Regions from separate parts of the Homo sapiens genome. Here region 1 is linked to region 2. A link is a loop called in an ENCODE intact Hi-C map of the cell type or tissue named here. Cell type or tissue: IMR-90. All regions are shown on one strand. Links, peaks and the distances in the headings refer to the core of each region. The heading gives the core; the rest is flanking DNA.

The links. Hi-C counts contacts between places; a loop is a spot of excess contacts. Peaks named below come from ENCODE experiments on the same cell type or tissue, not always from the same donor. Only the 100,000 strongest peaks of a DNase experiment are listed, where the experiment ranks them.
Region 1: it touches region 2 in a loop (1.9-fold over the local background); 6 of 110 quality-filtered maps call a loop at or near these places.

What each region holds. Positions count from the first base shown.
Region 1 is chr5:80,166,457-80,169,289 of GRCh38, reverse strand. SERINC5 (serine incorporator 5) reads left to right here. Exons shown (of 12, transcript NM_001174072.3): 7 at 2,812-2,833. Among named protein-coding and RNA genes, the nearest start is that of THBS4-AS1, 84 kb to the right of the region's middle. In IMR-90, for the core only: no CTCF peak of the experiment used is centred there; no DNase peak of the experiment used is centred there.
Region 2 is chr5:80,246,114-80,248,837 of GRCh38, reverse strand. All of the region lies in intron 1 of SERINC5 (serine incorporator 5), which reads left to right. Among named protein-coding and RNA genes, the nearest start is that of SERINC5, 8.6 kb to the left of the region's middle. RefSeq lists enhancers at 1,274-1,568, 2,284-2,724. In IMR-90, for the core only: no CTCF peak of the experiment used is centred there; a DNase peak (open chromatin) is centred at 1,347.

The DNA.
Region 1 (2,833 bases), core at 264-2,763, 80 kb after region 2:
TGTCTTTGAGCAAACCCAATGGCTTTTTTTGTTTTGTTTTGTTTGTTTGGAACTAGTGTATTCCTTAACTTACTGTGGATGTGTCAGCAGTAGGCAAGGTGGGGCTCCAGTCTCTTCATATCTCATGCTCGAGCTGTGATAGCCAAGCATTTCTCATGTCGAGAAAGACCTGAACGTAACGAAGTCAATGAATAGGAAGATACTGCCTTTGCTAAATAATGTACCACAAAGAGCCTTTAAATGGGAAATGCCTTCCGTGTATATCAAGATCAGGTGTTTATGAGCTTGCCTACAATCTCTGTGTAAAAGTTGAATGAAAGGGCCGCAGAAGGGGTTGGTTCTGGGGTCATCTTTCACTCAAGGCTGTGGACAGTGTGGTCTGGGAGTCAGGAAGCAGGACATCCCATCCCAGCTCAGCCAGCAGCTGGCCCATGTGCTAACCTTCCTTAGACCCAGGTTCTTCCTCAGTAAACTCAGTGGAAACATGTGAGCCTGACCTTGCTCATTGTTGTTTCAAAGCCGGAAGGAAGAGACAGTGGGATCTGAAAGTGCTTTAGGAAGTATAAATGTGAATTGCCATTTATAAACTACTCTTGGTTTCTTAAGCCAGGGTATAGTGTCTTTGGGCTTACAGTGAGATGTCCCTGGTCTGATTTTTTTTGTGGGTGTCGGACCCTATAGGTGATGAAAATGCACATGACATTCAGGTTCTAGGTAGGAAAATACAGGCAATAAATGTACAGCCCCCTTGAATCATTTCTAAAATAGTGGTTTAAAAAGGCAACTAGTGGTCGGGCGCAGTTGTTCATGCCTGTAATCCCAGCACTTTGGGAGGCTGAGGCAGGCAGATCGTCTGAGGTCAGGAGTTCAAGACTAGCCTGGCCAACTTCGGGAAACCCCGTCTCTACAAAAAAATACCCAGAAAATTAGCCAGCCATGGTGGGACACGCCTGTATTCCCAGCTACCCGGGAGGCTGAGAGGCAGGAGAATTGCTTGAACCCGGGAGGCGGGGCTTGCAGTGAGCCAAGATCCCACCACTGCACTCCAGCCTGGGTGACAGTGAGACTCTGTGTCGAAAAAAAAAAAGGCAACTAGTCACAAATAATTTGTTTTCTTCTATTAAAAATTTTAAGACCATTATTGAAATTGAGAGTATTATTCTCCTAATCCCTTTAATTGATCAGTTAAGAGTTCCTAGAACAACTTGATATTCCGATTAAAATCTTTGGGTTAAGTCCTACCTTTTGAAATAGGGATAATGTTTTGAAATACTTGGTTTAATACCATTAGGTGCTAAGGAAAATCTTATTCCCTTGCCAAAGAGCAACATTATAACAGGGTCTATTTTATGTCTTTATTGGTAATTACAATTTAATAATGATAATTTTGGAAACAAATTTGACCAAAGGGAAGACTGAGTAAAAACTGCATCCTTTTATGTCGGCAAGTGGTCGAAAATTTCGCAGGAAAGAAAGAGAGATCCCTTATCACATCCTGGTTACTCTGAAGGATCTGAACCCTTAGTTTCCTTGAAATATTATAACTTTCAAAAAATAACAGATGGCTTGTGAAGTTTCAGAGAAAAATGAACACTTATACACTGTTGGTGGGAATGTAAATTAGTTCAACCATAGTGGAAAGCAGGGTGGCAATTCCTCAAAGACCTAAAAACAAAACTATCATTAGGTCCAGCAATCTCATTACTGGGTATATACCCAAAAGAATATAAATGGTTCTCACATAAAGACACAGGCATTCACAATAGCAAAGATATGGAATCACCGACATGCCCGTCAATGGTAGATTGAATAAAGAAAATGTGGTACATATACACTATGGAATCTATGGAATACGGTGTAGCCATAAAAAGGAAAGAGATCATGTCCTTTGCAGGAACGTGGATGGGGCTGGAGGACATTATCCTTAGCAAACTAACACAGGAACAGAAAACCAAATACCACATGTTCTTGCTTAAAAGTGGGAGCTAAATGATGAGAACATGTGGACACATAGAGGGGAACAACACACACTGGGGCCTATCAGAGGGTGGAGGTGGGAGGAAGGAGAGGATCAGGAAAGATAACTAATGGGTACTAGGCTTAATACCTGGGTGACGAAATAATCTATATGACAAACCCCTGTGGCAATTTTCCCCTTACAACAAACCTGCACATACACCCCTAAACCTAAAATAAAAGTTAAAAATAAATGAATAAATAAATAAATAACCTTAAAGCCATTCTCCCAGTGAATGCTGAGCCCCATAGCCTTCCTCTTTAGCCAAGAGCAGTTCTTGTATTCTGTCCCCAAAAGCTTTTTGATCATTGGCAGGTAAGAGCTTTTTGCCCTGTCATAGACTGTAGTATGTGATGACCTTGTAGAATCCAGAATACATCCCCTATGAAATCTGGTTTACCACTTACTCCCCTCCCCAATTAAGCTATGTGGTTTTATCAACAACTATGGTAATTTTTTTTCTGATCTTGTGATTTAAGAACTAATGTTACAAACCTCAGGGAGACTAGTTAGTGTGTTTTAAGTGTAGCCATAGGCTTGATAAAGTATTGGTAGATAACTTGGCAGAACCTGATGTCTTTGAAGTAGCAATGTTCAGTTCAGCGTGTAACTCTCTCCCCCTTAATATCTTTTTAGTTTTATCTGAGAAACATACTACATTTTTTTCTCTTTTCTTTCCTTTAAAGGTGGATGCTCAAGTTTGAGGACTGTCATGGGGACTATCAGGTTTTTTAGGCATGTGCTTTCTTTTTCTTCAAATTAAAACCTGTTGTCTGTCTCTTGTCACTTTTCAGGACAGCCACACTCGGGGCTCTT
Region 2 (2,724 bases), core at 223-2,722:
TTTCTTTTTACAATTACTTTCACAGATAACGTCTGTCCAAATGGTGGTTGAGTCACTGTTTTCCTGCTGTATGATGGTGGCCATCTTTGCTTCCACTGCATTAACATTGAGGCCTGTGTTTCTTATCACTAGCACTGGCACTTTTATTTTCCTGTTCATCTTTATAAAGATGTGGGCACAATGCAGTAAAGTGCCCTATAATTGTTCTGTCAAGGTGGTGTTTTGGTTGATGTTGGCTAAATACGGTAGTACCCCTTTACTTGCAGTTTTGCTTTCTGTGGTTTCAGTTACCTGAGGTCTATTGGGGTATGAAAATATTAAGTGGAAAATTCCAGAAATAAACAATTCACAGGTTTAAATTATGCCCTGTTCTGAATAGTGTGATGAAACCTCACTCCATCCCACCGGGATGTGAATCAATTCTGGCCAGCATCTCCATGCTGTCTAGCTGTCTACCTATGCTCCTCACCCCTTAGTCACTTAGGAGCCATCTCGGTTATCAGATCCACTGTCGCAGAATTGCAGTCTTTGTGTTCAAGTCGTTCAAGTCACCTATATTTGACTTAGTGGCCCCAAAGCGCAAGAGTAGTGATGTTGGCATAGTGTCATAAGAGTTTGATTTTATTATTTCTTATTGTTGTTAATCTCTTAACTGTGCCTAATTTAGAAATTAAACTTCATCATGAGGCCAGGCAAGGTGGCTCATGCCTGTAATCCCAGCACTTTCAGAGGCTGAGGTGGGTGGATCACTTGAGCCCAGGAGTTAGAGACCAGCCTGGGCAACATGGAGAAACCCTGTCTCTACAAAAAACAAAAATTAGCCAGGGCATGGTGGTGTGTGTGCCTATATAGTCCCAGCTACTTGGGAGGCTGAGGTGGGAGGATCACCTGAGCCCAGGGAGGTCGAGGCTGCAGTGAGCCATGGTTGTGTCACTGCACTCCAGCCTGGGTGACAGAGTGAGACCCTGTCTTAAACAACAAAACTTTCTCATAGGTATGTATATACAGGAAAAAACACAGTATATATGGGGTTGGGTACTATCCACACTTTCAGGCATCCACTGGGGATCTTGGAACACATCCTCCTTGGGTAAGGAGGGACTACTCTGTATAGCTCACTGGTGAGCTGATACAGGAAGGGTGGCTTAGGAGTGTCTTTGTGTAGTGTAGCTAAATTCAGGTTGTCAGGTAATCCTCTGTCACTTACCTTGAACAGTATGGAGAGTGAAGGTTGCACTCTTAGTTGGAGAGTTGCTTGATGGTTGCTCATTCAAATATGTTTTCTTGGGCAGCTCTGTAGCTGACCTGTCCAGCTGACAAATAGCTTTGGACTGCAGCAAGTCTGACTTTGTAGGCACGGTTGAGGAGAGGCCAGTCTGTAGGCGTGGAAGGCAGCCTCTGACTCATCTCTCTGTGCTAATTAAATAAAAGGTAACACCCCCTTCCCCATTGCTTGCTTTCCGCCCTCGTTTTCTGTATAGAGGCTGTAGATTTCCCACAGATACTGAGTATCTGGGAGTGACTATGAGACACGGAAGCTTTACTTTCCAGTTTTCCAGGTATTTTAATGTAGTCACCAGTTAGAGCCTCAGAAAGGGCACTGCAGTAATTATGGCATTGTCTACTTTTATTTCAGAGCAGTATGTGGCCAGATCATCTGTGATAACTTGATGTTAAAAAGGAAGTCTTCATATAAGCTGATATGTCTACAGAACTAGCCATTGGATGTAATTCTTTGACCAAGCTATTTTTAGTACTTTAAGTGGCCATACCTGCCTAATTGTAAAGACCCAGTGTTTTCTTAGTGTTCTGAGTCAAGCCGCATTGTTGGTGAATTTTACATATTGCTGTTTGCAGTTGAATTTAGGGTTATGATTGGATCCTGAGAACAGTATCAATCAAGTTACCTCTCTAAATCACTGTGATTGTTCCCAAATATTAGGCATCCCAAGTAGCCCAGAGTAAACCTTTGCTGCCCTGCTTAAAATGTATTTTAAAACATTTACAGTGAGAATATCCCCATATTCTTCTAGCTTATATATTAATGATATTTCAAAACATTTTAGAACTTAATCTGAGAGTCAGTATAGGGCAGTAGGAAATTCAAATACTGAGTTGGTGTGATTACACAGAACATCTGTTTGAATTTTAAAGGGAAGCAGGATTTTACTTTTGGCTTTTCTTCCGTAGTTTGCCTTGTGAGATTAAAATTGCTGATGTTTAAGGAAAGCAGCTGTTGTGGAAAGACTTAGTGGGTTTTTATCAGAGAGTAAATTTTGAAACAATTTGTGGGTTTTTGAAGTAAGGTTACAGTATATAGTGATTAGACAGCATTTTCACTCTCTCATGAAAACTGTGTAGTCAAAACAAAAGTAGGAAAAACACATGCATAACCCCTTAAATCTTATTTATGAAAAGATAACTAGCGAAGATGGGAAAATCAGACTTGTGTTTAAGTATCATTTTTTTATAAACTAGCTAAGTGCATTTTGAAACAAAATTCATGAGGTCTTTGTGGAATGCCTTTTCCATTTTTTTGTTTTGTTTTGTTTTGTTTTTGCACTCACATTATGTCTCAGCAATTTAATGGAGGGCTGATTTCCTAATGCTTTGATCCTTGGTGAGTGTGGTTCACCCCAACTAGGGAGGAATTCAGTCTTTTGTTCTTGATTCCATGCTCATTGATCTCCTCCACTGCCATTCTCAGAAACAATGGCAGTATTT